2 separate regions of the Homo sapiens genome follow, and region 1 is linked to region 2. Evidence: chromatin loops called from intact Hi-C (ENCODE). Cell type or tissue: heart right ventricle. All regions are shown on one strand. Each heading gives the region's core, and the rest is flanking DNA. Links, peaks and the distances in the headings are about the cores only. Region 1 overlaps LOC105372926 (a long non-coding RNA gene). Region 2 overlaps LOC105372926 (a long non-coding RNA gene).

Region 1 (15,843 bases), core at 4,053-9,052, 51 kb after region 2:
AGAAAAATGTCCAATGGGATACTGTGATTTTAAGGTTTTATTTATTGATATATTTGTGCCAGGAATATACTTAAAACCACTGGAAACATAATAAATTTTCAGGTGGACAGGAGTAAATGAGAGTTGTGGGAACCATGCCACCAGCAAGATATCATCACATGCAGTGACAAGAGGGCACCAGGTAGGATGACCATAATTCCCAATCTGCCCAGAACTGCCCTGGCTTACTCATAGTGTCCCCTTTCATTCTCAAATGTGTCCCAGTTTGCATGTTCACAGGTCAGAAGACTCAATAGTGTCAAGATGGCAACTCTCTCCAAATTAATCTGTAGAATCAACAAAATGTCAGTCAAAATCCCAGCAGGTTTTTCTGTAGAAACTATCAAACTGACTCTAAAATTCATGACTATGTGAAGAACCAAGAAGACCTGAAGCAACTTTGAAAAGGAACAAAATTGGAAGACTGAAACTATCTTGGTTCAGATTTATTATAAACATAGTAATCAGCACAGTGTAGTATTGATGGAAACGAAACAAACCAAAATAATCAATGGAACAGAATGGAAAGTGCAGAAGCAGACCCATGCATATGTGGACAATTGACTTTTGACAAAAGTGTAAAAGCCATCTAGTAGAGAAATAATAATCTTTTCAACAAATGGTGCTGGGACTAGGTGCTGTGGCTCACACCTGTAATCCCAGTGCTTTGGGATGCCAAGGTGGGAGGATCACTTGATGCCAGGAGTTCAAAACCAGCCTAGGCAACACAGCAAGACCTCCCCTCTAAAAAAATATATATATATTCTTAATTAGTTGGGCATGGTGGCACCCACATGTAGTCCTAGCTATTTGGGAGGCTCAGGCAGGAGGATTGCTTGAGCCTGGGATTTCAAGGTTGCAGTGAACTATGATCATGCCCATGCTACTGCACTCCACCGTGGGTGACAGAGCAAGACCCTGTCTCTTAAAAAAAAAATAATGCTGGAACCATTGAATATTCATATGTAAAAAAATTAACTTTGATTTATGGCACCAAACTGTATGCAAAACTTTATTCAAAATGGATGGTAGACTTCAGGGTAAACCTAAAACCATAAAGCTTCTGGGAGAAAACCTTTCAATTAGCCATAAAAGAACAAATTAATAAATCAGATTTCACCAAAACTTTAAGATTTTGCTCTGTGAAAGGCTTGCTAAAGAATGAAAAGTGAAGCCACAGACTAAGAGAAAATATTTACAAAACATGTATCTGATAAGCAACATGTTATCTAGGACATATAAAGAACTCTCAAAACATAAGAAAACAAGCAGAGAAAAGAAAGGACTTGCCAAGGTTTTCGTATGAGTGAATAGCAAACCTGGGATCATCCTGCATCTCCTGACTCCCAAGCCCCAGCCCCATTCTCCCTGCCAGGAAGCCCTTTGTCAGAGTCAACGCGGAACATGGGTGGTGCAGTAAGAAATCACCCAAATCTTACTTTAAATCCTGGTGCCACCACTTACTGGCCTTTGGAGCACTTGTATGACTTCTTGGTTTTCTCATTGGAATATTGGGAAGGTAATTTTTTAAGTGCCCTTGTTTAGATGATAAATTATAAGGTCTCTTTACCATTATATGACCCTTGGGGTATAGCAGATCGCCAAAAAGGAGCAGAGGGCACTAAAAGGAGAGGTGGAGAACCACAAACGACATGCTTTACTCCTTCAGTACTGCACCCAGCCTGGACTCTGAGCCCTGTGTTGCAGTTACAAGCAGCCACAGCTACTTGTCAACCTGTCCAATTACACTTCTGGAATCCCAATAAGAAGTGCTTATAAATACAGGGCTCCAATTACCACAGGTATCATGTTGGCTGCCCAGGAAGTGCTTGCTTTAGAACACCTTTGGGAATCCCTCTCCCCAAGACTTCAGGTAGCCAATACTTTCACAGTAGGATCCAGACTTTATGTGCTTAAATGCATAGCATAGGAGAAAATCTTTCTGGCATCTCAGGGATTCTCCTTTCCCCTCGCTTGTATTCTTTCACTTCCTTCATTCCAGCTACCTAAGCAGTTCTCCAAGTGCAGATAGTGAAGGAAGAGGCCTCCCTAGGGTCCCCTCCCTAATCTGTATGAAGTTTTTTTGCCTCTCTCTCTCTCTCTCTCTCACACACACACACACACACACACACACACACCGATAACTATCTAGATAACCTTCTAACCTTCTCTTTCAGTTTGTTGTTTCCCCCATACACAGACCCAAAGACATGGATTCAAGTGCAAATAGTTAATTTTAGAGAGAACCCCAAGAAACACTGTTGGGGGAGTCAGGAAATGGGAAAATGAGACAGGGAAGGGGAGATAGCAATAAAGGTAGTTGCCACTGTGGATAATTGGAATTTAATCCAAATGACATCTCTGGGAGCCAGTGTAGAAAATGCATCTCAGGGCCATCTCACCAGAGCAGTGAGGGATCTGAGGTATTTATATACCAACTCCCTGAGTCATTGGTTGAGTCAATGCTGCCTTTGACAAGCTTAGTCCAGTTGGGAGCCAGAAATTTAAACAGCTTAAACTCCTCCGTGGATGCTATATGTCTTATTAAAATTTGAACCCCAGCATAACATAGCATAGTTCCCTGCTACTGAGAGCCTCTTATGTTGGAGCCAAAGCAATCTCTGGCTTATCAAGATGGACTTCAGGAAAACGGCAATTGGAAATTGACCAGTCTGCACTGAAGTGGCAAGAGTGAGCAGGGAACACCAAGTTACTTTTTCATGGAATTACAGCACCATTTAGCAAGCACTGAATAACATACTTAGTGTGGCATGCTCACCAAATACTCATAGGCTTACCTATATTTGATGACCGAAAGTCTGAACTGAAGAAACACAGATCATTTCCAAGTCAAAGCACTTATGAGTCTGTATGCAACCTTTGTACCCTCTCTTCGCATAATACAGCAACTCAAAAGCTGCATGTTCTAGATTGGGTATATACAGGACGCAATCAGACTAGATCCTTAAGTTGCCACTGGGAAAGAAGCTGACCTGGAAAGCTGCAGGACCCAGAGCCAACTTCGTGCAAAAGAGAAATAAACCTACGTATGCTCAGGTGCTGAGATTTTCAGATTTGTTTGTTACTGCAGCAAAGCTTAACCTAACCTGCCTCATATAGTTAGAACCTTTGTCCTGATTTCAATTTTATGTATTCATTCAACAAATAATTATTAAAAGCCCTGTATATTCTTGATGCTGAGGATACAGTGGTGAACAAAAGAATAAAAAGTTTCTGCCTCTATGGGATATAATATGTACTAATAGCAAGGCAGTCTTGCCAATAAGGGAAAGGTTTATTCCTCCTCATAGTAACTGTAAGAGACACAATGGTAAATAAGCAGCCCAGAGAGGGAAATGTTCTATTTTGATAGAAGGAAAATGGTCAGTTGTTATGTGTAAGCAAAGTTGTTAGAGAAAAGGAAAGAAAAATATCAATGCAAACTTCTTGTTGTACATCATTTCAATACTCGTTGAGTACCAATTATAGGCCAGGGTTTATGCTAGATGCCAGGGATTGGGAAGTAAAGAAGAATAATGCTATGCTAGAGAAGCTGAGTCTAGTGAGAGGAGAGAAATGTAAATCAAGCATAAATTATTTGACGACTTCTCTGTCTCTTAATTAACCTTTGAATCTCAGACTGTCACAGGATAGATGCCCAATAAGTATTTATAGAATATACTAATAACTGCACTATATTGTTTCCCTCAACCTCAGAAGAAAAGCTACATTAGAAAGGAAGAAATCAGACTGGACATGATGGCTCATGTCTGTAATCCCACCACTTTGGGAGGCCAAGGCCAGAGGATTGCTTGAGGCCAGGAGTTTGAGACCAGCCTGGGTAACATAGCGAGACCCTGTCTCTACAAAAAATTAAAAATTGTCCTGGTGTAGTGACATGCACCTGTGGTCCTAGTTACTGGGGAGCCTGAGGTTGAAGGATCACTTGAGCTCAAGTATGAAGTTATCATGAGCTATGATCACACCATTGCACCCCAGCGTGGAGAGCAGAGTGAGATCCCAATCAAAAAAAAAAAGTTAGCCCATACCCCTACACGCCTTCATACTCTCACCTACTCAGCCTTTGCAAATCAATGCCTAAGGAAGAGACTTCCTATATTACTCCCAGAGTGCATGGTACAGGGCTCAGCAATGAGCAGTCAACTGAAAGATTGAGCTCTGTGGAAGTACAAAGCCCTAACAGCTGTTGAGAGTTTAACTTGAATAATCCATAAGGTGGGATGTTAACCCTAGGGACCAAAATAAAGTCAACAACCTTCCACTTGAAGCATATCCAGTCTACATAGATCACTGCAAGTCCCTGAAGTCTGTGTCAAGGACTTGTGAACATTTCAAGAAACGTCAATACCTCTAGCACTGCCCCTATTTTAAAGAGAAGTAAAGGCAGTATATACATCCAGAAAATATCCAGAAAATAAGTCAAACCAGTGCATTTGTTAAGTCCTGGGGTCTCCTGTGGCCATATTCTCACCTCCAGTTCTGTTCTCAGTCTTCTCGATCCCTCTGTGCTGCTGGGACTCTCTTGGTTTCTCTAATAAGTAAGTAGATCTTTGGGAATGTCCTTGGCAGATTCTGCTTTGGAGAAATTAACAAACTAAATCAAACTGACAAAACATTTAACAACATAACTTAAAGCAAGGTTGTTCTTTCCCTAAGAACAGGGCACCCTCAGCCTCTTCAGGTTTCTAGGTAACATTAGAGGTTCAGAGAATCTCTAGCCTGCAAGCTACCATTTGTGGGGTCTATGGAGAAAATAGAGCACTGATTTCTATACCCAGCTGGACCCGCTTCTTCACCCAATTGGTCTTCAGTGTGTCCCCTCCTGCTCATCCCTCACTCCCTGGCCCCCACTGTTCCATGATAACTGATAAACTGCCAGTGTATTCATACTATTTAAAACAGAGAGTATCTAAAAAGATCACTACAACTTACCAGCCCCTTTTATCCTTGGGCAAATTCCTCTTACTTAGCTAACTGCTTTGTCTGGCCAGAAACAGCTTTGTGAAATATAATCCAAGGTACCATGAAGTTTTATAATCTCTTTCCATTAGATATACAGCCTACCCTATATCTAACCCCAACAGTTGGAAATGATATTAACTGACCTCTGATAAGTATCAGAAACCAGTTGCTTCTCACTACTAATCATCTATTTTTGGAACTGAATGCAAAGGAAACATATGCTCAGTCATGACTGTGACTCTTTAAAACAAAGTCTGTTCATCTTTCATCTTCCCGCATTGCTTGATGATTTTTTTTTTTTTTTTGCTCACCTACTCTGACCCATCACTTTAGCCCTGAAAATTTCAAAAAAAAACATGGGTGGGGGGATTGTTTTTCTTTTCTTCATCCCTTCCCCACCCCAAATCCTTATCCCTGCACAACAGCAAACCACATCTTACCTATGTGGAATGCAGAAGAAATGTTTTCCTTTTGATATTAAAAAGTCCTCCCACCAACTAGGTAAACATTGGCCACATCACAGAGCTGGTATGTTATTGCAGAGCAGAGGGGAGCACAAACCCAGAGTTTTTTCAGGGTCGTGTCGAAAGGAATCTCAGGCTTTGGCTGCAACTCCAGGGAAGAGATGAAAACACTGTGTACACGTGTCAGAATGCCAACTGCAATGGCATGCATGGATTGCTACAGTGACGAGGATTTGATTGAACAATGGGATCTTCTTCACAAGTAGTTTTTGGGATTCCCTCTCCTCTTCCAAGACAGGATCCTGGCTGAGATCAAACACTGTATTCTTGGAGGTTCCAGCAACAACAGGTCGACTTTTGAACAGTGCTGTCAACAGGGCATCATTGCAATCCAGTGCTTTGAGAATTGCTGAACAAAAGCAAAGTGTCAGACTGTGTCACAGGGATCAATCAGTCAAGGACACATCTTCCCCATGTCCTTAGGGGTATGACATTCTCAACTACCACTGTAAAGCAGAAAAGTGGGACCAGAGAAAATTTAAGTGATTATTCTCATTGCACCCAGGTTTCAATATGGACAATTTGTGATGATCTGAGATGAAGTTGTGACGTTGTGAAATGCACCATTGAGCTAATGCAGTTGCACTCCAAGGCTTCACAGAGGGAATGTGGCATGCTGGTCCCATTCTGTGTTTGATTTGCTTGATGGTAATAGGAGAGTTATTTCAACTCTCTTTCTCCATTTCTCCATCCCTTAGGAAAAAAAGATCATTTTAATCCTTCAATAGAGCATCCAAGAGGATTAAGAAATAATAAGGTCTCTATGTGAAAAGTCCTCCATTGTACCCATAGAGATTTCATCGATTATTAATAAAAACACCCCAAGGCTTCCATTTTTCCTTGGATTCTGAGTATGTGGTTACTTTTGTTCATGGCATCCAATGGTAAGTTAATTTTATTAAGAACATTTTTAGAAAGCTACAATGTCAGAAGTTGACACTACTCTCTTTCCAGTCCTCTATTCTTGGTAACATCATTAAACATCAGCTGGCCCCAAAGGCAAGTTGCACCTTTTTTTAATCTAACAGCCATTCTGTGGATAGCATTTGTTTTCCATTGCTGCCAAGGAGACAATCTGGCTCTCATTTCCTTTGAAGAAGAGCCCATTATGATGAGTCAGGTCTACACTGGGAATAATTAGGTCAAATAAATGAGCCCTTCCAGCTGCCTATAGCATCACTCAACACCCCCCTGTTGCAGATGCAGGAGACATTTCTGGAGCAAAAGCAGAGTTTATCTGTTGTGAGTTACCCCTTCCACTTGCCCAAGGGATGCTATCAAAACATATGCAAGGTAATTATGGCTCCTCTCTTTGCATCTGGAAAAGTGAAAACTGATCCATAAAATCGCATGGAGATCTCATTGTCTTTCTGCCCTACCAGAGAAGGCTCCTGCAGCATGAGGAAATAAGAACCAGCTGACAAGCTCGGGCAAGACTCCTGCCTTGTGTCACATTTGCCCTCATGGTCTCCCAGCCACCTTATCCTCAGTTGTCATGTCCACTGGCAGGAGAAAAAGGAAATTCAATGATGTTGGAGTCATGTACCAGCCCTTTTTAGTATTCCACTTGAGCCGATATCTGCAGCTCATCACTCAGGCAAGCATCTGGCCCAGCCACCTCCACAACTCACACTCTCAGGCAGTTTTCTTTTGTGTTCAACATCTCATATACACAATAGGAGACTAATCTGGGGCTGAATTAGAAATACAAACTGCTATCCAAGTTAAAGATCTCCCCTGCGCCGATCTGGGTACCAGAAAGTGGAAAATGAAGATTAAAAACCATATATAGAAAAAGCCTTTCATCCAAGAGTCTCATTACTCAGAGAGAAAAAAGAATCTTCAGTTTTGTTTCTCTCTCTCAACTTTATCAAACCATTTAAAGATTGCTATAATGTAGGAACCCTCATGAGTTGCACCACCGAATTCCACAACCTGGAATTTTATACCTTACATTAACATGGGTCACTGACCTCCTCAAAGGGGCTGATGATGCATTTCAGGCTGGCCAGATCATGTGCCTTTCCCAAGGAATATGTGGTCTTCAAGATCCCATCACTTAACTTTCTAAATCTAAATCACCATTTGAAGCCTCTCGTGCAAGTGGTTTGTCTTGAGTTGTGTTTGCTTTGCTTGCCCAAGGGGTTTTATTACTCTGGGTTACTCTAGCTCCAAAGGAAATGAGAATATCAATATCTACACTCTGTCTTTTAAAAAAAATTAGAGGAATTTGGCCTACATTGCAGTAGTAACTCAGAACAAAAGACTGCTCACCAATCCTTGCTTCCAAGCTGCCTACCCTATAGTGATCACCACATCTCACATCTACCAGGAGGTAAATGATGCCTCAGTAGAACCTCAGGAAGGAGAGGACAGCTGTGAACCTCAAAAATGAGCATATTTGCAAACATTCTGGGGCAGTAGCCTATCAAACAAAGTTTATCACAAAATAGCTTTAATTCAGTCATTGTTGAGTGACTGCTGAATGCAAAGCACTTTTACCATACCTGTTCCACCCTCACTTGTGAGCATCAGCCTTGCTGTCCTTCAGTTTTACAGTAAACCCTGCATCCAGAGGCCTCCCCTCCTCAGACACCATCGTAATTCCTAGTTATGGGAGATAAGGAAGGCTTTCCTTATGGGGCTCAATTTAAACTCTCAATGCTGGCTCACAGACCAGCCCCTACAGATTCCCCTATCTTACCTTCCTCTGACGTGAAATCTTCCAGGTGTAGGTTAAGGAGCCCTAATCCCACATTGCCTATGGATTAACCCAGGAAAGAAGACATCATAACCCTAAATGAAGTACATTAATTTTTTTAATCTGTTGCAGCCTTTAATCAATTTCATTCACTTGCCTTGCCCTAACCTAACTTCCTCTCCTGGGATGTGTCAGCAAGGCTCATTACTAAGAAACGCCAGCGTCACCCACACCACGATCTTGTGACTTCAGCACCTCCGATTCCATGAGCAAACCTCAGCTGTTCCAAAGTGAAAGAGTATTTCACCTCTCCCAAGAGGCTGGGTCCAAATCATGCTACCGACTTCAAAGAGGAGGAGAGATGTGAGGGAAGAAGGAAGATCCCCTCATTGAGGCAGAGGAGCAACCTCAGGTCCTCTGACACCCAGAGGAGGTGCACAGCTACATTTACTCTGGTATCTCCAGACCACAGGTGCAGCACGGCTCACATGTGCAATGAATTCAGCATGTGATTTGGGTAGAGTGTGGGAGTGGATGCTCACACGTGCAGCCACTGAAGCCTGGGCTGTGCTCAGTGAGGCGAGAAGAGGGGAACTGAGGTCTATCAAGATCCATTAATTCATATGATCATTGTCCTAGCTGGTCAGGCTGGATTGAATTCACAGCAGGGTGGCCTCATGGCCCAGGGTAGGGACCACAAAAAGTTTTAATTGCTGATAAAACAAATAGAACAAAACTTTAAAATACAATTTTCTGCTCCCTCAACCCCCGGCCCCACCCCATGTCTTTAACCTGTGATCGAAAGGATATTAAGATCTTGGGTGTATCAACAGTCCAGAGGACAAGAAGGAAAATCCTGGGATGTGAAATATTCTGCAACAAGGAAAGCAACTGGAGAGGCGACTAAATTCACTGCAGCTGTTCTGCCCTCCTCTTTTTTTCTCTCGCTCCCTCTGTCTCTTTCCTGGAAGTCCCCTAGTAAGAAGTAAAAGAGATAATGGCTTTGGAGTGCATGTTTTTCCTGGAATTGGAAGGAATTTTAACAAAGGAGCCCTTCAGAATGAACCCCCCACCCCTGCTTTTCACCTGAAGTAGGACAAGATTGGTGCCCCCAACATCATTCTCCATGTGGCCCCAGGTTGGGTTGGGGGGTGAACACTACTGATAAGCTCTTAGCAATTTCCCTATTTGTGGACTCCGAAGCTCCTTAGCTTGACAACTGATGAATAAGTTTTCTTTTGTGGGATAAGAGTAGATGACCTTTTCCCCCTGAATTCCCATCCTGGGGCCGGGGAAGAGAGCCCAGGATCCCTTCTCTTGGCCTTCACACCGTGGGAAAGAGTACCTAGAGTTAAAAGCCTGATAAATGCCCTCGAACAGCTTTGAAAATCACTCAGCGTGAGCGCTTGCCTCCTGAACAAATGTCCAAGTTGTATCACTACGGGAATGGCTCTCGGGTCACAGACACAGAGGTGATTCTCTTTGTAAATAGATTCATGCCACTTGTCTCCTTTCTGAAAACAGTTTCAAAAGAATTATTTGGTGAAGTCAGTTTCCTAGGAGAATCCATCACACTTCCCCAGAGATATTTCCACCCTTACAAACCATTAGATAAACTTAAAGAACAAATTAGTCCTCGTGGTAGGCCACCCCCACCCTATCTCCAGTTCACCACTTCAATCATGCTAGTTTTTCAGTGGATTTGAAGCCAAGCTTTCACATCAGAGCCCTCCAACCAAGAGCCTGAGTGTATAACTCATAAGAACAATCAAGTAACAACGTTTTTCTTTCCATTCCTCACATCTGGTATCCGCTGCCTTGTGAATGGGGTGCCCCTCAGCAGGAAGGGTTAGAGCTAGGGTAAGTGTGTAGGGAGTAAGCCTTGAAAAGAAAGAGGTGGGGAAAGAGCAGCAAAATCAGGACTGTCCCAGGAAGTGACTGTCAGTCAAGGGTTCCGAAATCCCTCAAATAGCTACTTCTGCTGTCTTGGTTTTGTCCATCTCTCCTCTTTTTTTACATACCTGCCACCCTAAAAACTACGAGCTATGCCTAACGTAGCGCTAACCAGTTAAAGAACTGCTGGTAACTTTAGAAAAGAGTCCATTCCCCATCAGAATCAGAACAAAATCTTTTTTAAAAAAAATTATTTTTGGCCAGTCATTGTTGCTCACACCTGTAATCCTGGCACTTTGGGGGGCTGAGGTGGTCAGATCGCTTGAAGTCAGGAGTTCAAGACCAGCCTGACCAAAATGGTGAAACCCTGTCTCTACTAAAAAATCAGTTGGACATGGTGGCACATGTGTATAATCCCAGCTACTCAGGAGCCTGAGGCATAAGAATCACTTGAACTCAGGAGGCAGAAGGTGCAGTGAGCCAAGATTGTGCCACTACACACCAGCCTGGGTGACACAGCAAGACTCTGTCTCAAAAAATAATAATTATATATATATATATATATATTTAGGCCAGGGGCAGTGGCTTATGCCTGTAATTTTAACATTTTGGGAGGCAGAGGCTGGAGGATCACTTTACCTAGGAGTTTGAGACCAGCCTGGGCAACATAGTGAGATCTTGTCTCTACAAAAAAATTTTTAAATTAGTCAGGCGTGGTGGTGCATACCTATAGTCCCAGCTACTTAGGAGGCTGGGGCAAGAGAATCCTGCTGCTGCATTTTGTGCTACTGCACTCCAGCCTGGGCAACAGAGTGAGACCCTATCTCAAAAAAAAAAAAAAAAAAAAAAAAGAAATAAAAAGAAAAAGAAATACATATATATATTTTAAGATCCATTTTAGAGTTGCAACACAATTAGGAGGAAGGTACAGAAAGGTCCCATATAGCTCCTGCTCCCACACATGTATAGTCTCCTCCATTATCCACACCCCTGGACAGAATGGAATATTTGTTACAATTGATGAACCTACATAGACACATCATTGTCACTTGAGGTCCATAGTTTGCATTAGGGTTCATTCTGGGTGTTTTCTATTCTACAGGTTTGGACAAATGTATAATGACATGCATCCACCAATATAGTATGATTCAGAGAGTTTCCACTGAATAAAATCTATTTTTATTAAGTTGGCATACAATAAATGAATTAAGCATCATAACAGCACAGTGTAGTGGGGAAAGCTGAGACTCTGGAGTCAAGCAAGCCAGGATTCATGCTCTGCTTCTATTACTTACATTGTTGTGGTTAAGGCAGGTTACTCTCTGAGATTCTGTTTTCTCCTCTGTAACATTAGAATGATTATACTTACATGAGTCAATAAGAATAAAATGAGAAAAAATGAAATAACAAAAGTTAACACACTTGGTACAATGTCATAATAAATAGCAGCTAGCTACTCCCATCCTTGATGTATATCCAACCATAACTGCGATCCCATCATTAACAGGTTCTGACATTTTTGACTTGTCTTCATTATTTTCTTGTTTATAATAAGTGGCAAACAATGTCAATAGCCAGCTCAGTTACCCATAATAGTTGCAATATTTAAGCAACACCAAAATAATATGTCAAATTATAAAGACAAATATCTCACACAAAATGGGAGAAAGAATTACTGGAAAGAAATGAGAGGTAAATTCATAACTTCCACAGTGCATTATCTGAGAGAAGAAAGTTTTGCTGTGATTTAAATCTTAATAGGTAATTTAAATATAGATGTATAACATTATAAAAGTGCATTTCATTGAGTTATAGAATTTCAGCATTGTTAAGTCCAAATCGTTATCAGATACATGAATATCATTAAAAATGCTTTTTACTTTAATTTACTCATTAGAGCACTTTTTGAAAAGGCTATTTAGGAATCCCTGAGTAAGCAAAATGGTCACAACCCAAGAATAAGAGGTTAGAAGTGATAAAGGGAGGTTATCTTCAGAGAATCCTCTCCATTTATAGGTACTAAGCTCTGAATGGGTACATAACACTATAATAAACCTTCAAAAGAGATGCGTTGGAAGAAACATACAAATTTAAATCTAGTAGTTGCTCACTAATGGGCCAAGGCAATTGGAGAGAGATGCTGTAATAAGAGATAAAGTTCAATCAGCTCCTTTAGTCCAGAATTTTTCAAAGCGTAATCCACAGTCCAACTGTACCTAAATCCTCTAGGGACAGAGAGTGATGGTGGTAGACACTGAAAATGCAATGTCTTAAACTCCATCCTAGAACTCTGAACAGAATCTTTGAAGATGGTTGTGAAATTAGCATTTCTCAAAGTCATTTTTAATAAATTCTGAATGTGAAACCAGACTTGAAATGTGAAAGGAAGTGAAAAGACAAAGCTGGATACTCATCATTGAAAAAGAGGCAAAGTAGATAATGTGCTAATGGAAAGAAAGAGGAAAAGGAAAATTCAGTCATCTTCATGTGATGTGTCATAACGTATCATTAAGAAAGCACCCATATGACTCATTCCCAACTAAACTGCATCTGAGAGAGTCTCACTCAAAATATTACCCTACTCTTCTAAAATGATTCCCAAAGTTTAGCCAAATTTAAAATGGAAGGCTGGAGGCAGGGAATATTTATTTTCTCTAATATATTGCTTTCACACTCAATGTCATATTTCTCTTAAGACTTGAAGGTCTTTAGAGAAAGAAAAGCCTAGTGGAAAACCAATATTGTTTTGTATTAATGCATCTTTCTAGAAAACAAATTAACTCACATTCAGTCACATAAAGATAAATTCTTCAGGAAAGATTGTCAAGAAATAATAGTAGGCTGGGCATGGTGACTCATGCCTGTAATCCTAGCACTTTGGAAGGCCAAGGCGGGTGGATCACTTGAGGCCAGGAGTTCAAGACAAGCCTGGACAAATGGCAAAACCCTGTCTCTACTAAAAATACAAAAAAACAATTAGCCAGGCATGGTGGCTAACACCTCTAATCCCAGCCACTCAGGAGGCTGAGGCAGAAGAATTGCTTGAACCTGGAATGCGGAGGTTGCAATGAGCTGAGACCACACCACTGCACTCCAGCCTGGGCGATAGAGGGAGATCCTACAAAAAAAAAAAAAAGAAAGAAAAAAAAAAGAAAGAGAAAGAGAGGGAAAGAGAGAAAGGAGAGAGAGAGGGAGGGAGGGAGGAAGGAAGGAAGGGAGGGAGGAGGGAGGGAGGGAGGGAGGGAGAGAGGATAATTGTTTAATATAAAATAATTTTCTTAAATTTCCAGAAAAAAGAATGAGCACTCTCTTCCAGTTCCTTGAGAGACATGGAAACTATGATGTATTTTCTTACCAAAGGGTAAGTTCCTCCTACTCATTTTATCCTAACAAAGCTCCCAAGGAGCTAACTTGAAAATGTTGTCACAAGTTAAAGTATTTTTAATTCAGACCGCACATGAAATGGAGTTTGTAATTTCATCTTGGTCATTAGATCATGTAATCTTATACTTTTCAATTGCCTCTTTGCGTTTTTCTTATTCCTACACCTTCATCTAAAGCCTAAACCACAAGCTGTCTACCTAACTACGGCTGAGGAGATCATTGCCCTAAAATAATGAGATAAAATTTGAGATATAGAAAGTATGACAGAATTCTAAGAAATTGGAGGTATAATATCTGCCTGAGGTAATCAAGAAAAATTTCATGAAGAGGAAGAATCCTGATAAAAAGTATACATTTCATATGTAAACACATGGACACAGGGAGGGGAACAACACACACTGGGGCCTGCTAGGGCGGGGAGTGCGCAGGGTGGGAGAGCATCAGGGAAATAGCTAATGCATGCTGGGCTGAATACCTAGATGATGGGTTGATAGGTGCAGCAAACCACTATGACACACATTTACCTTCGTAAAAAACCTGCACATCCCGCACGTGTATACCCCGGAACTTAAAATAAAGTGTAGATTTCAATGAAAAGAGATGACCAAAAAAGGATACTACAAAAAGAGAGAACAGGAATAGAAACATGAAAGTCAAAACTGAAGAACATAATTAGAGAAAGGCATCTCTCTCCTTCCACTTTCCCTCTACATATTTTATCATTCCCCTGATCTTATCTATTTGACTCTTTCAATGCTTCTCCAAACTTTGCTTTACATTAGATTCTCTGTATTATTATTCTAATTAATACTTTCAATACCTATCTCCACCTAGACTATTGTGACCATCTTCATAATGGTCTCTTCTATTCATTTTTTCATCTTTGTATTAATCTGATGCTTCATTTTACAGCTTAAAAAACAGGATTGGATTTCTTGGTGCCCACTGAATAAAGTCATAAATCTTTACTCTAATATTGAATGTCCCATTATGTCATTCTAGGCTTTGGTTTTATAATTTCCCTTAATGCAGATACATGGAGGTCATGAAATAAGCAAAGAAATCAAGTAACAAAAAGACTGAGATCCAATTAAAAAGCCATGAATGCTTAAAGCATGGTTCATGAGGATTTTCCAGTGGTCTGAGTGCTCATGATATTGAAAAAGAATGAATACTACAAATCTCATGGAGCTCAATTTTTTGAATATATGCCCATATGCAAATAAAATGTCCAAGTGGAGGTAAACTAGATGTTATAAATAATTATTTTTAGAAAACAGGATCATGAATGTTTTTTCTTTACATTTGTCTGTGTTTTCTAAATGTTATATTATAAGCCATACTACTTTTCTAATTGAAAGCATGCTCTAAAAAACATGTTCGGGAAAAAAAAAAAAAGAAAGAAAGAAAAAAAAGCCATGAATGACCTTTGAGAGCCCAGTGTCAACAGAAGCATAGAATGAGCCACAAACAGAATGAAAAAACTGAGGCATAAAGAGAAGCTGAAGAGGGAAAGCAGCTAGTGTAGATAATTCCTTGGGGAAATCAGGCATTAAAAGGAATAGTAATGATCAGACAGCATTCCACAGGAGTCAGGGGTGGCCAGGACCAGCTCCTTGGTGGTGGTCATGATAGATGCTGGTAGCGGTGTCAGCTGTTTGTGGTAAGTGGCATCAGGATAGAGGAGACTAGGTCCCCAGATCCCCTATCCAAAATCACAACAAAAAAGAGAGGCATTCGTTCAAAACCAGGGAAAATGAGCCTTTACCAAGACAACAATCTGCATAAAAATCTTGAAAACATTTATAAGAACCACTGCTTTGGGTAGAAAGTTTACTTCAGCATATTTTGGGAAAGGAGGCGGCAATATTAATTAAATATACACTTATTTATTTATTTGTTTATCCCCCAACTTGTCACAGAAGGAATCTAAGACAGCAACAAAGCACTGTGTGCTGGATAAAAGCCACCACATCCTGGAATATGAGCTAAACTCCCTTGGCCACCAGTTCTATAAGACCCAAGCAAATAGATCGTAAACAAAGAACTCAAAGCACCAAGCTCTTAAACAGAAGGAAATAAAACTATAGAGGGCCATGATGAGAAGGGGCAGGTCCCCCAAGTGTACCTGAGCGCTGAACTGGCTCCCGCCACATCAAAAGCAATGGCACGGCCCCTAATTCCAATTGCTGAAACATTTTAACAGCTGGGAATTAAAATAAGCTGTCAGCCAGCTCAAAAAGATTTTTTAATTCAAAATAAATCAGGCTAACAACCTGCAGATGTTTGGAAAGAAAATGTTTGGGTGACTCATTTTCA
Region 2 (15,843 bases), core at 6,858-11,857:
TCATCAGAAGGATCTCAAGGAGGATTATATCTGTGGGGGAGGATTTCAAAGCTTTCCCAAGCAGGCAGTGAATAGGGGCTCTGTCTGCCTTCCCAGAAATAGCCAGCAGGTTAGAAGAGTCCAATGCTACCCATCTGCCTTTGGTGACAAATTGGTGGTTTGCTCATAAACTTGAAAATCCAGCCAAACCAGTGCAGGGTTGGATCACAGGCTCCTTTTTGGCTCTGTTCTGGGCCCTTTTAAAATTAAAAATGTGTACTCTTTTTTCTGCTCAATATTTTAAAATGGCAAAATGTACGATTTCCTCAAAGAAGTTTCCATAAGCTCTTTAACGAAAAAGAGCTTTGTTTTTCAGAATTCACCCTCCAGGAAGAGGCCAAATTTCCAATATGAAAACAGAATTTACCCTTGCCATTCCTATGTCTCATTTACTGCAGAGGGCAGGCCTACAAATCTGGATTAGACAGACCTTAGCAGGTGATGGGACAGCGTACACAGCTTTATTTAGTTTAACATCTTGAATCCATCTTGGGACAGTTTATGCTTCAAAAGCAATCCCCCAAAGTTGGGCATGGTGGTACATGCCTGTAGTCCCAGCTACTTGGGAGGCCAATGCGGGAAAAATCACTTGAGGCCGGTTGGAGGCTATAGTGTGCTATTATCGTGCCTGTGAATAGCCACTGCATTCTAGCCTGGGAAACAGACTCATCTCTAAAAATCATAATAACATTTAATTTAAAACACACCTTCAAATAGTCCATTTAGCCACCAACTCTTTCTACTTTTCTTTGTATTTACTTTGTTGTTCCTAGTCCCCTTTCCTCTCTCCACCCTGGTTCTAGGAATTTAATTATGTATCTTGAAGTTTGAGACACCCTAGGGGATTCCCCACACCCAGTTCTCCATATATTTTCATGCCTAGAATCACTCTCATTAGACTTCCCTCATATGTGTATCCTTCATTTGTGTTGGAAACTGCCTTCAAAATGAAGACCCTCCAGGTCTGCTCCCATAGGTAAGTGATGAGGACAGGTGGAGACAGATCAAGAAGACAGCTGTGGGGGACTGGGTTGGGGGGGGTGGGGCTGCAGATTGAAGACTATGATAGGCTGGACTCCCTGGGGAATTCAGACTCTGACTCAGAGGTTTGTGTGAAGGAAGCTTAATGGTTAGAATGCTCAGGATCGACATTTATAGGAGAGTGAAGGAAGAAAGACTGGGCAGAGGGAAAAGCTGGACAGTCACAACAAAGGAGCTGGAACGGCCCTGCACAGTCATCCCAAATTGGCATAAGGAGCCATGTCTTTGATCACCACACTGCATTTGACTAGTCTCCAGATGCAGACTGCCCCAGGAAAGGCATTCTTGGTAGAGGCAGTTCTCTTCAGTGGAGGACAATCTCCAGAAGGGAACTCAGCCACCAACACTCTTAGCAGCTGAAGGAATGAGTATTTAAGTCTTGAAAGAGGAAGTCTGGGCAACACACCACAGAATCTGCTAAAAAGACTAATGATCATCCTGCCATTTTTATAACTTCCTACCAAGCAGCAGGGAGATCAGGGTCACTGTTATCATGGGAAATAGGGAGGGTCAGTTGGCATCCCACCAGGAGCCAGATGACACACCCAAGACAAGGCAGAGGGTTTAATTACAATGGAGCTATTTCCAAAAACATAGATCAGGTACAGGAAAGAGCAAGATCGCCACATAGCCATTACTACTCCTAGGCCAGAGAAGCAAGAGAAAGGAGAGAATGGTGGAAACCAGAAGACGAATACCACATAGAGGAAGCCACGTTGAAAGGAATAGTGACCTTCAGCTGAGGCCACAGCCAGCTCAAGGTCCTCACAAAGAAGGAAAAAGGGAACTGAATATATCAACCTTGCTCTCTTACCAGGGCTCCCAGTTGGCCCAGCCTCATCAAGAAAGGGAACTTATTGCTATAGTCCACACAGGTCAGCTTCCTGGAACAGAGGGCAAGGAGATAAGGGTGGAGAATGGATCTAGAGGCACAAATAGAAGCTATCTGACATAGACTTAAAGGGACATTTACTGCTCAAAACTTTCAGTGTCCATGCTTGTTCCCACTTCCAGCCATGAATATACAAGGGAGTGAAGGCCAATCTGTTTACACAATTGAGACCACACCCTAGAGAGCAAATTCATAATGCTAAGCGCAGTAGCTGTGGAGAGTCAATGCATGTCTGACATTAGAAAGGTCCAGCCTTTTTGAAAAACTCTTTAAGCCTTTGAAGTGTGCTAGTAATGAAAGTCAGTGATTTGGTGTATTTAAGAAAAGGGGGAATAAGAAAGAAAAAGAGCATAGCAACGATGAGAAGATAATTCCCTGGGAATATATCAGTCACCTAAGAGCCTTTACCAAAAAAAAAAAAGTTTGAGCTCCAAAGACACAAAGTTAGAGCCAATGCAACCCTGATATATGTATCTTTTTAAAATCTATGAGTGATCTTGATAACAATCACAGTTAAGAATCATTGTCAGAGTCCCAGAATGGATAGGCTTATGGTAGAAGTACTAGGGACTCCTAGAAAATATAGAAAAAGAAAGAAGAAATTCCCAAGCCAAAGTAGGACATTCTGACAGTGCCCCTTAGCCTCTGACTGGTTTAAAGAGTATGAGGGCAGAAAGTACTTGACAAGTTTTTTCTAAAAACTAATGCCAAGCAGTTTGACCATAAAAATAAACCACTTGCTCTTTCTTATTTTATTGATGCTCAGTATCCCTACTGGGCTATTTACAGTTAGGTGCTTTGTCTAAGTATGAGCCAAAGTATATAGAGAGGAGAAGACTACTGAGCGTTTTCTCAAAATACAACCCTATTGTGTGGTAAACCATATATGTCAAAACTGAAGAAAAAAATGGTCATTATAAACATCAGTGGCAGGTCTTAGAAGACATTCGGAAAATGACAGCCTCAACTCACCTCAAAACCTCTCCACTCCTAACTCCAGTCTGTACACAGTTCTTGAGCCAAACTGCTGCTGAAGTCCATGATGACCCAGGTGTAAATAAGACCTTGGGCTCTGAAGAAAATTAAGCAGAAAAAACTGGGGCTGGCATTTCTCCCTGGAGAGTTGGCCTAAAGAAATCTAGAGAGAAGCTAAAGGAATGGAGTGAGTCCGCACCCCTGAGGCTGAAAGAATACAAGAAAGGACATTCCAGCAGCCTCCTGTCTGCTGGTAGAATTGCAACCATTTGTAGCATAGTATGACTACAACCAGACCTGATCCTCAAGGAGTCCACAAAGTAGAACGACTATCTGACGGTGCCCAGCATCCAGGGAGGGAAGATGTATGAGGACAAGGCATGTATATAAGTCTTTACAACCAATGGAAAATAACTAAATTCTCCTGTTTAAAAAATAGAGACTAGAGGAGTTTGAAACCAGCCTGTGCAACATGGTAAAACCCTATCTCTACAAAAAAATACAAAAAATTAGACAAGCATGGGGGCATATGCCTGTAAGGCCGAGGTGGGAGGATCACATGAGGCCAAAAAGTCAAGGCTGCAGTGAGCCGAGATCATGTCACTGCACTCCAGCTTGGGTGACAGAACGAGACCCTGTCTCAAAAACAAACAAACAAACAACAACAACAAACCAAGAAAAGAGGCTGACAGGTTAAGCTAAAATACAAAAATAAAGCTATATTCTATTTATAAAAAACACTTTAAAAAATAATAAAGAATGGTTGACAATAAAGCAAAAGGCAAAAAAATTCAGGCAAATATCAAGAAAAAGAAAATAGAAGTGGCAAGAAAAATGTCACACAAGTAGAATTTAAAGATAGGAATATTAAACAGAATGAATAAGAACATTATGTAAATAAAGGCACAACTTACGAAGAAGATAAAATAGTGATAAACCTATACACATCACAAAATATAAGTTAAATATGTAAAGCATATAAAAATAGAAATAAAAGAAGAATTCAACTAAAATACAATTAGAAGAAGCTATTTTAATACACTTATTACAGAATTTGTTATATATAGTAAACAATAAGTCAAAGGCAAATTAAATAATACTTGATTTTCAGATAGAAAAAAAATTTACATCCCTTAAATAGCAAATACATATTTCTTTCATATATTGAAGGAACGTTTACAAAAGCAAGTTATGTACTTGGCCACAAAAGAAAATTCACAGGCTAAATGTATTATAAATTTTATAAGCCATATTTTCTGATAATAATATAATACAATTACAAATAATAAAAAGTTGGTGCCAAAAATATTAAATAGTTGAAAATTTATTCACAAATATCTAGACAATGCTTAAAGAGACAATCTGAATCACAAACGATCTGAAGAGCAATGAAAAGGAGTTTGTTTCAAATTCTTTGACACTAAGCAAAAATTAAATGCACAGTTTTAAATGTCTTCGTAATTTAAAAATAGATATAAAACAAAGAATCCTTGTTCACAGTTTTTTTTTGTTTTGTTTTTTTGGAAAGGCAATGTCTTGGCATGTTGCTGGCCTCAAGCTCCTTCTAGGCTCAAGAAATCCTCCCATCTTGGCTTCCCAAAGTGCTGGGATTACAGGCATGACCCACTGTGCCCAGTCAGTTCACTCATTTAACAGATCATTAAAATAAAGGAAAAAACACACAGGAGAAAGGAATTAATAAATCTAAAATATTTTATTAATGAAGAATAAAATAAAATTGGTAGATATATAAAATAAATACAAAAGGTTACTTTTGGAAAAAAGTAAAACAGATAATACCATTGTGTACCTGATTATAGCACAAATAGACAAAATTAGGAATAAGAAAAGGGATAAAATTACGGATTCAGGAGATAAAAAGAACTAGAATATTTCATACAACCCTGTGGCAACAAGTTTTGAAACCCATAAGAAAGAAATGACTTGGTAGTAATATCAAAATAATTTTTGAGAGACATGGAAAACTTGAATAAACTAATAACTATTGAAATAAATTGGAAAGTGATTTAAGTCTACTATGGAAAAGGGCACAAGACAGGTAAGTCAACAGCTAAGCTTTACCTGTTCCCAAAATTATCAAAAGCTTCCCAATTCACTTTATAAGACCAATATATCTCTAATGCCAGAACATAAAAATCAAATAAGAATAGGCCGGGAGAAGTGGTTCACGCCTATAATCCCAGCACTTTGGGAGGCCGAGGCAGGCGGATCATGAAGTCGGGAGATTGAGACCATCCTGGCTAACAGGGTGAAACCCCGTCTCTACTAAAAATACAAAAAATTAGCTGGGCGTGGTGGCGGGCGCCTGTAGTCCCAGCTACTGGGGAGGCTGAGGCAGGAGAATGGTGTGAACCCGGGGGGCAGAGTTTGCAGTGAGCAGAGATGGTGCCACTGCACTCCAGCCTGGGTGACAGAGCGAGACTCGGTCTCAAAAAAAAAAAAAAAAAAAAAAAAAAAAAAAAGAATCAAATAAGAATAATCTCACTTTTAAATATAAATGCAAAATATCTAAATAAAATAGAACTCTAGCAATCCAGCCAATGAATAGTATACTATGAGTAAGGAAGATATTCCAGAAAAACAAGAGTAGTTCACTATTGGCAATAACTGTAACCCCTCCGTAAATGCCATTTCATATCTCCCACTCTCTGACCACCACCTCCTGTCGTTCCAGATAATTCTCCTTGGTATCCAACTTTTATCATTTTCCCTCAACAGGATCTCCAATCCATTGATCATACAACTTTTTCACCAGGCCTCACCCCTCTCCCAGCTTTACTCCATGAGTGATCATAATCATGTCCTTGCATACACCTTCAACAATTCTTGTCCTCTCTAGTATTGTCCTTTCTTGGGAAACCACAACCCTGACTAAATCCACTTCAACTTTCATACCTTCAACCAAGTATCTGAATTTGACTAAAGAAAAACACACAGCTACACCGACTGGTCTTACCTTAAGTCTGCTTGTTGTTGAACCCCAGGTGGCCCCTTAACGCTAATCAGAAATTGCATTTCCGTAGTGCCTTCACTTTCCCACTTCAGCGCTTCTCTCTCCTTAAGCCTCACCCATCCTTATGTTCAGTTGATGATCTTATTTCCCACTTCACTAAGAAAGTTGAACAACCAAAAGAAAATAAATACAAAAGGTTACTTTTGTAAGAAAAGGTATAGACCCACACTACCATATCTATCAGCATCTGTTGAAATCTGTACTCATGTAGTCCACTTTTCTGCCTTTTACTGAAGAGGAGGAATTGGTGCTCCCATCTAAAGTTAATATCTTTACTTGTGCACTAGATAAAAACATAAATTATATGCACTGTTTCTAATTCCTCTTCTTCCATTCTCAATGTTTCTCTTTACAACTTTTTATTTAGAAAATGCCAAGCTCACCAAAAAGTATAAGAATAATAAAATGAAGATCCATGTACCCTCCACCTCCATATACTAATTATTAATATTTTGCCACATTTCCATGATATCTCTCTAGTCTTCATATACAAATACATGTTTTATATACACATATATGTATGTATTTAAGTGTGAAGTATATGCACACACATACACATTCTTTTGGAGGAACCATTTCAGAGTCAATTACAAACATTATGTCATTCCTTAAGTGCTTAAGTATGTATATCCTACAAATATTTTCCTATAGGACTGCAATACAGTCCTCACTATCAGAAAATTTAACATTGCTACAATATTATTTAATAGTCCCTATTTAAATTTCTCTATTTGTCCCAATAATGTTCTTTACAGATTTTTTTATTATTGTCAGTGATGGTGATAATGATGATAGTATCTGTGATGGTGACAGTGATGGTGGCATTTTAATCCAGGATTCAATTGAGGACCATACATTACATTTAATTGTCATCCTCGAAGTCTGCATTAAACATACCCTAATCAAGCTTTCACCTCTAACACTCTCCTCCACTGGTGACCTCTTGTCAAGATCACTAATGACTTTCATGTTCCTAAATCCAACATCCACTTACTTTGCCTGTAAGCAGCATTTTGGCATGGCTGATCATTCCCTCCTCTTTGAAATACATACTTTCTTCACTTAGTTCCAAGAAATTCTAATCACCTAATTTTCCTCAGTAATCTAGCCATTCTTTGTCATTCCCCAATATCTTAATATTGGTCCCTTTTTTCCTTCATCTGCACTTGATTAGTGATCTCAAACAATATTATGGCTTTAAATAGCATATGCCAATGACTCCCAGTTTTATAGCTCTAGCCCAGACTTCTCACTTGAATTCCAGACTCATATATCTAACTGTCTTTTGAAAAGAGAATTTCATAAAGAAAATCTGAAAGAAAAGGAATATGGGGAAGAAGTTTCTTCCCTTATTTTTACAGAGAGAAGTAAGCTTCTTACTTTTAATTTGTATTTCTCCTTACATTGGTTCTTGAGTAAAAATACTTACTGTTATTAAAAATTAATCTCCCCCAAATGAATATATAATGTAATGCAATTCCAATTTGAATCTCAACAGATGGGGTTATTTTGTAATTAGATACCTATTAAAGTTTATATAGATTTATAAATGCCTAAGAAGAACCAAAATGAACATGAAAAAGAAGGAAAAACAAGACACAGAGCACACTACAAAACCAATATAATCAGATCAATTTAATAATGGTAGAAATAGACACGCTAATCACAACAACAGAATAGTAAATACAGAAATAGATCCCAGTACAAATAAGAGGTGAAAATAGAATGAAGGCATGGAAGATGTGGATTATTTAATGAATGCTGCTGTCATAAGTGGCCACGTGTCCAGAAGAAAATAAAAGTGGTCTTCTATACAACATACAAAACTGAATTTCATATGGATTAATGGCTTAAACATATGTGCAAAACACAATCTTGCAAGAAAAACCATTCTAAGTCATCTAAATCAGCATAAGGCTGGATGATGCCATTTTAACAAGACTGGAAACTCAGAGAGAGAGAGAGAGACTATTTGTTCACCAAACAGAACACATTCAGGCTAATGTCCACAGTTTATTTATTTTTAAAAAGTTCTTCCAAATTGTCAGGAAGACAAACTAATAGAAAACAGGCAAAGGATATATAGACAATCCAGAGAAGAACAGTTCTAAATAGCCATCAAACATGTGAAAATAGGTATAAATTTATTAGGAAGTATAAGAAAATAACACTTAAAATTTAACAGACTGACAAAAAATTAAAAATAACAATAATACCTGTTACTGGTAGGGATGAGGAGAAAACAGGATGTCGTGGAAATGGGAAATGTTATAGGCTTACTCTATGAATTAGATTAAGGTTACTGGTTAAATAACTTTAACCTTAAGTAACCAACTGCTTACTATAAAAATATTTCTTTAGTAAAATTATTGAATTGACATATTTTTAAAGGCAGCATCAAAACAGTAGCCCCACATAGAAGTCATTCAAGCAGGCTCATTTGCCCAGAGAAATACCCAAGATCCTGGGAGAGGAACCAAAGGGAAAAGGAGACAGAGAAGAAAAGGGAAAGGTAGCTGTGGCCAAAGGCTGAGATTCCCTCCCAGCCGCTTAGCCAAAGCACTAGAAATTTCCTGCAGGATTAAAAAAATAAAAATATTCACCAGGAGTCATGAGTACTGATTTCCAACACAATTAAAATCCTCCTAAAACAGCACTGGAAGCCTCCAGCACACAAATAAGTTATATTCCAGTTGTCTGTAGCTGGGAATGGATTTACCCATAAAAACAGTATGATAAATCTCCTAAAGCAGCTCACACAAATTAAATCACTTACACTGGCAACGAGAAGAAAGAGAAAATGCAAAATCTTGTTGCTAAAGCACATTATTTCAGCAACATTCTGGGTTTGCCTTGGAACCTAAATCCATTTGCATCAATGTTTCAAGGAGTAACAAAATGCTATTCTATTTGTAATAATGTTACAAACTCCATTTGTGACAATGTTTCAACAACGCAAATTCAGTGATTCCTCATAAAAAGAAAATACAAAAGCAATAGAAGAACATCCTCTTGCTCACATCCTATATGTGATCCTGTTTCTCTTCCCAGCTCTCTAGCTGGAGAATAATAACAATAGCAACATTTACTACTTACTCTGATCAAGTTCAGTTCAGGACACTTTTTGCCTGCGTAATTTAATCATCACATAATCTCGTGATCTAAATATTATACTCATCTTATTTAAACATGGCGGTAAGTTCCAAAATACTTAACTTGTCCTCTGCCACTTAATCAGTAGGCAACTGAGAGAGAAATATCTGATTCTCAAGCTATGTTTTAACCTGCTATATGCCACCAAAGTTCCAGTATTCTGCCCCCAGAACACTGGGTCACGTACCATCTGGCCCAAGTCCAAATTCAAGAAATGCCAGGCTCCTGGACCTTTACCACCACACCGTGCATTTCACAACCACCAACCAGAAAAGAATATGTGAGCCTCTGGGCCACACATCTCTGCTCCTGAGAACATTCCTTGGAATAAAATGGATCTGCCATTCAAATGTATGGAAAGATTTGAGATCCATTGGAGGGCTCCTTTGTAGAGTTTTGTGACATCAGTGGAGGCTGTAGGGATAAGGATGGTGTTCCAGTTCCTGAAGAAATTCCACCAGATTCCAACTGGCTGCAGACAATCCACATTCGGGAACATTTTGATTCATGGATGTCCACGACCTTGAGTGCTAGCCCCAAATGAATTCAGCACACAAGGTTCTTGTTTAATAGGTGACCTTCCCAAAATAGCTACAGATATTAGCTCTCCCTGAAAGATCTCTCTGGGGAAGTTTAAGAGACAGATTTGCCTTTCAGCTTTCCAAATCCCTTGTTTGGGGTTTTAGAAAATAACTCACAATCAGAGCACTCCCTCTACCTATCATCACTTTACTTTTAACAAAACTGAATCACTTGGAGCTTTGTACTGTATTTATTTTCACTGATCTCATTTTTTTCCCTTTCTTCATTTTTTCCACTTAAGGGACCATTTTCCCACATTTTGCCTAAGGCTTTTTCCCATGAGAGGTGATAATAACTAAGTGCTGAAAACTTTTGAGATGTTTCATGTAGGTCATTTTGGGTTGTTGCTTTTCTTCTTTCTCTTAACACTAAAGACAAAAGGGATAGTAGGGCAGGATATTATTGAGATATAATAACAGGTATACAGCTTGACTGAGATGAGCTTGTTTCCTAGTTTAGACGAGATGGAATTTTTAAGAGCTGAATTTCTCAAGTGATATCATCATCCTGTGAGGAGAAAAGTCTATCAGACAAACAACTCCAAGGGAGCAGGATACTCTTCAAACAAAAGCTCTGTAAGCCCAGAGGCAGATCAACTCACATGAAAAGGCAAAGGAAGCCAGAGGTCAAGTTGGCCACACCTGGACTCTGTAGGCTTCCAAAGGGAGGAACTGGGCATAGTGCTAAGTCAATGAAAAAAAACACATTTATTCATTCACTTATTCACACTATTTCTTGAATATCTACTAAGTTCATAACATACTGTGCTAGGCACTAGGATACAAAGATAAGTAAGACCCAGTCCTTGCCACCAGAGAATTGCCCCACTCAAGTGAAGTAGCTTCTAGCTTTCGCTGCCATTAGGCTTCTTTTTAACAACGAAAACTTTGGTAAGAATAATGATAGAAAATCTACTTTTTAAATTCATTGGTTGGGAATATACATATGCATATGGACTTACAGATTCCTTTTGGTAAGTCTGGGCAGTACCAGGCACAGAGAAGGACTGGGCTAATGAGATGAGCAATGACAGCAACATGGTGAGAGTTGAACCACCTGTCTCAGCTCTGCCTGAGACAGGACTTTCCTTTTGTTCTAAAAACTTTGGTATCTAGGCCCACTGCCCTCACTCACAAAAACATCTTCTAATTTATTGCCTAATGCCCAAAATTCCATATTCATAAGTATAACACTTCTCTAGCTCTATGACACTACAAAGCACCATCCAAATCATCTCCCTCCTGCACTCTTTACAGTGGCCCTTTAAGGTAAGGATCATTAACAGGTGAGTCGGTTTAAAGGACGGTGAGGTGACTCGCACAAAATCACTGAGCTAGAGGGGTCAGTTCAGGACTCCTCAACCTCAACCATTACACATTCAACTTCAAAGCCTGTGAGCTTTTTACAACATCAAGCTGGTTCCTCTAAAAAAGATTATATTTGATCTTCTAACATGTATTGGGCATGTACCAGATTACAAATGAAAGGACAGAAGGAAGAAAGGAAAGGAGGGAGCGTAAAGAAGGAAAGAGACCAGCATTTAGCTAGGTGCTTTTTATTTTATCATCTCCATCACCCACCCACTTAAGAAGCTATGATTATTTTACAGATAATTTTACATATGCGGAAACTAAATTTCAGACAGATTGAATAACTTGCCCAAGATCACACAGCTTATAAGAAATGGAGCTAGAGGGGCCGGATGCGGTGGTTCACGCCTGTCATCCCAGCACTTTGGGAGGCCAAAGCGGGCGGATCACGAGGACAAGAGATCGAGACCATCCTGGCTAACACGGTGAAACCCTGTCTCTACTAAAAATACAAAAAATTAGCCAGGCATGGTGGCGGGCACCTGTAGTCCCAGCTACTCGGGAGGCTGAGGCAGGAGAATGACGTGAACCCAGGAGGCGGAGCTTGCAGTGACCCGAGATCGCGCCACTGCACTCCAGCCTGGGCGATGAGCAAGACTCCGTCTCAAAAAAAAAAAAAAAAAAAGAAGAAGAAGAAGAAGAAATGGAGCTAGAATTAAATCCCAAGTCCACCTAACTCCAAAGCTTATGCTTCTAACTCCTTACCTCACTGCCTAGAATGTTGTGTGCAACTTTGAGGAACTCATGCAGTATCTAAGTATTATTCTTCTCATCCCTCAAATGGGCCCTTAATAGGAGCTACCATTTGTTAAACATGCTTACCCGCATCTATCTCTTTCAGATCTCACAACAGCGCTGCAAATAGGCATTATTATCTCGACTGCAGTGAAAATGAGATTGAATCTCGAAAGGGCAGACTGAAGGCAGAGCCAGGATTTGAACCCAGGACTCTAGCACTTTCCACTATTTTGTGTCAACTATGCCAGCTACTACACAGGCATTAGGTGAAGAACAAATGAGATAATAAATATGAAAAACATTCATAAAGTATAAAGTAGTACACTAATATATTATTGTTGGAATTATTATCTTTTCAATCATTAAACTGAGACATTAGACACAGAGGTTACAGGCTAAATAACTTACACAATATCACATTGCAAAGAAATAAGTATTAGGTTCTAAGATCTGGTCCAGTGTCTTTTCCACTTTCTGCCCTGACTCAATTCATTAATTTTTTGGCGCCTCAGCCTCCTTCTCAGTAAAATGAGAGCAATGATGTCTAACTGGTTATTGTGAGGATTAAATGATTTCATATTAAATGATTTCATATTATGAGGATTAAATGATTTCATACATATATATATGGTTAGTAAAATTGTTTTTCTTCCTTCTACTCAATACTTTGATTACAGAACCATGCCCTGGCCTCCATGTTTATAATAATTTACCTTTCTTTTTCTTTTTCTTTTCTTTCTTTCTTTTTTTTTTTTTTTTTTTTTTAATAGAGACAAAGTCTCTCTCCATCACCCAGGCTGGAGTGCACTGGCACCATGATGGCTCACTGCAGCCCCAGACTCCTGGGCTCAAGCTATCCTCCCACCTCCACCTCCCAAGTAGCTAGGACTACAGGTGCATCCCACCATACCCAGCTAATGTTTAAATGTTTTTTTCTTTTTTTGTAGAAATGATGTCTCACTATGTTGCCAGGCTGGTGTCAAACTCCTGGCCTTGAGTGATCCTCCTGCCTCAGCCTCCCAAAATGCTGTGATTATGTGTGTTTGTCACCATGCCCAGCCACTTGCCATTTTCACAATCACAAAAAATAAAGCAGCATTTTGAAAGGTCATGTCCATTCTCAGTGGCTACTTCTGGAAACACTGACTACAATAAGATCTGCCCAAAGTCTGCTATATTGTGCAAGCTGCTTGCAGGTAATGCCATGGTAACCTTTGTAGATTTGGTGGGAAATGGTGTTTCTTTCATGTCATCATCCTTTCAGCAAATGTCCCAACTATTCTTTTCACGATGAAGAACTCTAATGACCTAATGCACTGAAACCTTAGTGCTACTAACACTGTCTTCATAATCAATTCATGCTGTCAAGATGCTTCCAGGAATTGTATAGTTTAGCAACTGAGGTTCTCAAAGCAAATAAAAAGACCAAGTTCTCAAGGGTAGGTTTTTCCCATGGGAGTGTATAATTCAGCGGATGTTTAACTAGTGCCAGATTTATCAGGATACTTCCAACTCTGCATCTGATAAGAAGTGTCTGGAGAATAAATATCTTCTATTTCTCCTCCTGGCCCTAAACAACTCAAGCCTCACCACTCCCAGACATCACCGAGGTAGCATCACCCTTTGCTACTTGCCAGAAGGTCACCCAGATAAGCTTCTGCATGGTTTACAAATATGTTTGAAAAATGAAATTCCTTCAGCCAACTGCAATAATCTGGTTCAACCACACTTTTTTTTTCAGGCAATTCCTTCACAGGCATCTATCTTCTTATGACACACTTATTTAGATGTTATCATGATTAGTAAGATATTAAAATCATTTCTGCTCACAACTGACTGTCTTGACACCCATGTGTTCCATGAAGTTCCCTCAGCGTGAGAAAACTCAATGAAACAGGTGGTGCAAATTTCAATGATACTCAACGCATCAGCACGTTTTAGAAATGGTATACATTGCTGGTCACTCCTTCCCCTGGAAAAGCTGCACCCTCTATGTCTTCATGCTGTGTAAGAGACTGGCCTCTCCTCTGTGCTTCCACAACCTTTAGTTCTTGATTCGTATGAGCTTGTGGCTTAGCTGTTCAGATTTCTGCCTCCCCTGAAACCTCAGAGTTCCCTCAAAAGCAGACCAGGAGCCACAGCTTATGGATTTGTTATATTTCCATCATCAGGCCCAATGCCAAGGGTCCAAAATGAGTTCAGTGAATAAATTGTTAATTAGCTAACAAATGAATACGACCCTGAGAATACACTTCTGTTGGTTTTTTTATGGGCAGGGTTGGTGAAGTGAAAGTCTGATAACTCACTATATAGGTAGGATAGGCCAAGAGTTCCTGTAATTGGCATTCTTTTGACCTCTTATTATCCCAGTGGTTGGATCCTATGAACAATGGACAGAACAATGGTTCTGAAAGAAAAAGTAGCCCCCAATACAAACCACTCCAGCTGTTCTGGAGTCAATGATAAATTTTCCCAAACTCAGTTCTGAGAAGTGCTCTCAAACAAAACTCACCAGCACTCTGAAGAGGGTGAAATCCCTGGTGTTTCTCCTTTAGCTTAACATAGAGCTCTGTAGTTGGTGGCTCATTGGCAATCTTACTCTCCATTAAAATGCCACAGAATGCAGTCTGTCTCTCAGAACTGACACATCTGTGTGCTTGATAACTCCCTCCTTCCGACAACTGATGTTGACTCATTCCCCACTAGTGTCACATGAACATCATCAATTGTCCCAGGGCTCAATGGGCTCTGAAAAAGCATCTTAGCACAGAGAACACTTCTCTACCAATCCCCGTCATAAACCTATTTGGCAGCCTATAGCCCATCTTTTCTGCCTGTTCTTTAATCATCACCTCCTTCCCATTCCCTCCTCTCTGTGACCCTACACACAGGTTCCAAGTCAGAATTGGAGGAAAATGATAAAAGAATCTGCTCAAGTATTTTATAGTCACTCAGAGGTTAGCAATTTTGGCCTCTAACCATGTTCCATAGTGAAATCTTGTCCTCTGAAGAAGATAAAGATGAGAATTTTTACATAAAGAATTTTTAAATAAAATAAATATTAAGATGAAAAATACAGCAATTGTGATTCTAACAGGTCAATATAACAGAAGTGCACCAAAAATAGCAAAACCTCAAAAACAAGTTATTATTTTCAGAAAGACACCAAATGAAAAGGATCCATCGAGAAGTCAAAGCAATAAAGAGCGCTTTGGATAATTTACAAAAAAAAAAAAATTAATGATGGCTTCCACTGGTCCTGGAATTCCACTGGACCTGCGAATTCATATGAAAGAGACTTTTTAAAGTAGGATAAGAGAAACAGGATGCTGTGGGACTGATATAATTTTGTATTACACAAACTGGAAGAATAGATTGTTAGAGATATTAGAAAGACTTGGCCAGGCGCTATGGCTCACGCCTGTAATCCCAAAACTTAGGGAGGCCAAGGCGGGCAGATCACAAGGTCAGGAGTTCAAGACCAGCCTGGCCAACATGGTGAAACCCTATCTCTACTAAAGATACAAAAAATTAGCTGGGCATGGTGGTGGGCACCTGTAATCCCAACTATTTGAGAGGCTGAGGCAGGAGAATCGCTTGAACACAGAAGGCAGAGGTTGCAGTAAGGTGAGATCATGCCACTGCACTCCAGCCTGGGTGACAAGGCAAGATTCTGTCTCAAAAAAAAAAAAAAAAAAAAAAGAGTTTTTTTTTTTTTTTTTTTTAAAAAGCTATTTTTCATACCCAATTTCAGATCCAATTGAGAGGCACAAAAGAGTAGTATATGTAGATAAAAATACCACTTTAACTTTTGATCAATCTCATATTGAAGAATGTGGCTTCCATGTGCAGCAACAATGAACCCTTTATTACTGAATCACAGAAGTATGCACGTATAAGGCTGAAAAAACAAAGACCCCCTCGTGTGGGAGCTTGCCCTTGTAAAACTTTCAGCATAAAGGAGCAGGTCAGACTGTGCTTATAAGCAGTCAAATCTCCTTTTATCTTCCATGTCTCCC

Evidence for each region. Hi-C counts contacts between places; a loop is a spot of excess contacts. Peaks named below come from ENCODE experiments on the same cell type or tissue, not always from the same donor. Only the 100,000 strongest peaks of a DNase experiment are listed, where the experiment ranks them.
Region 1: a loop joins it to region 2, with 11 times the contacts of the local background. A loop is called at or near these places in 5 of 110 quality-filtered maps.

Annotation. Positions count from the first base shown.
Region 1 is chr1:219,785,817-219,801,659 of GRCh38, forward strand. It overlaps LOC105372926 (a long non-coding RNA gene), which reads right to left. Exons shown (of 6, transcript XR_001738473.2): 3 at 11,436-11,482; 4 at 5,463-9,761; 5 at 4,532-4,632. Among named protein-coding and RNA genes, the nearest start is that of SLC30A10, 130 kb to the right of the region's middle. RefSeq lists an enhancer at 8,524-8,673. In heart right ventricle, for the core only: no CTCF peak of the experiment used is centred there; a DNase peak (open chromatin) is centred at 6,999.
Region 2 is chr1:219,731,835-219,747,677 of GRCh38, forward strand. The region is part of intron 5 of LOC105372926 (a long non-coding RNA gene); the gene reads right to left. Among named protein-coding and RNA genes, the nearest start is that of ZC3H11B, 130 kb to the left of the region's middle. In heart right ventricle, for the core only: no CTCF peak of the experiment used is centred there; DNase peaks (open chromatin) are centred at 9,369 and 9,623; H3K4me3 peaks cover 2,679 bases; H3K27ac peaks cover 3,275 bases.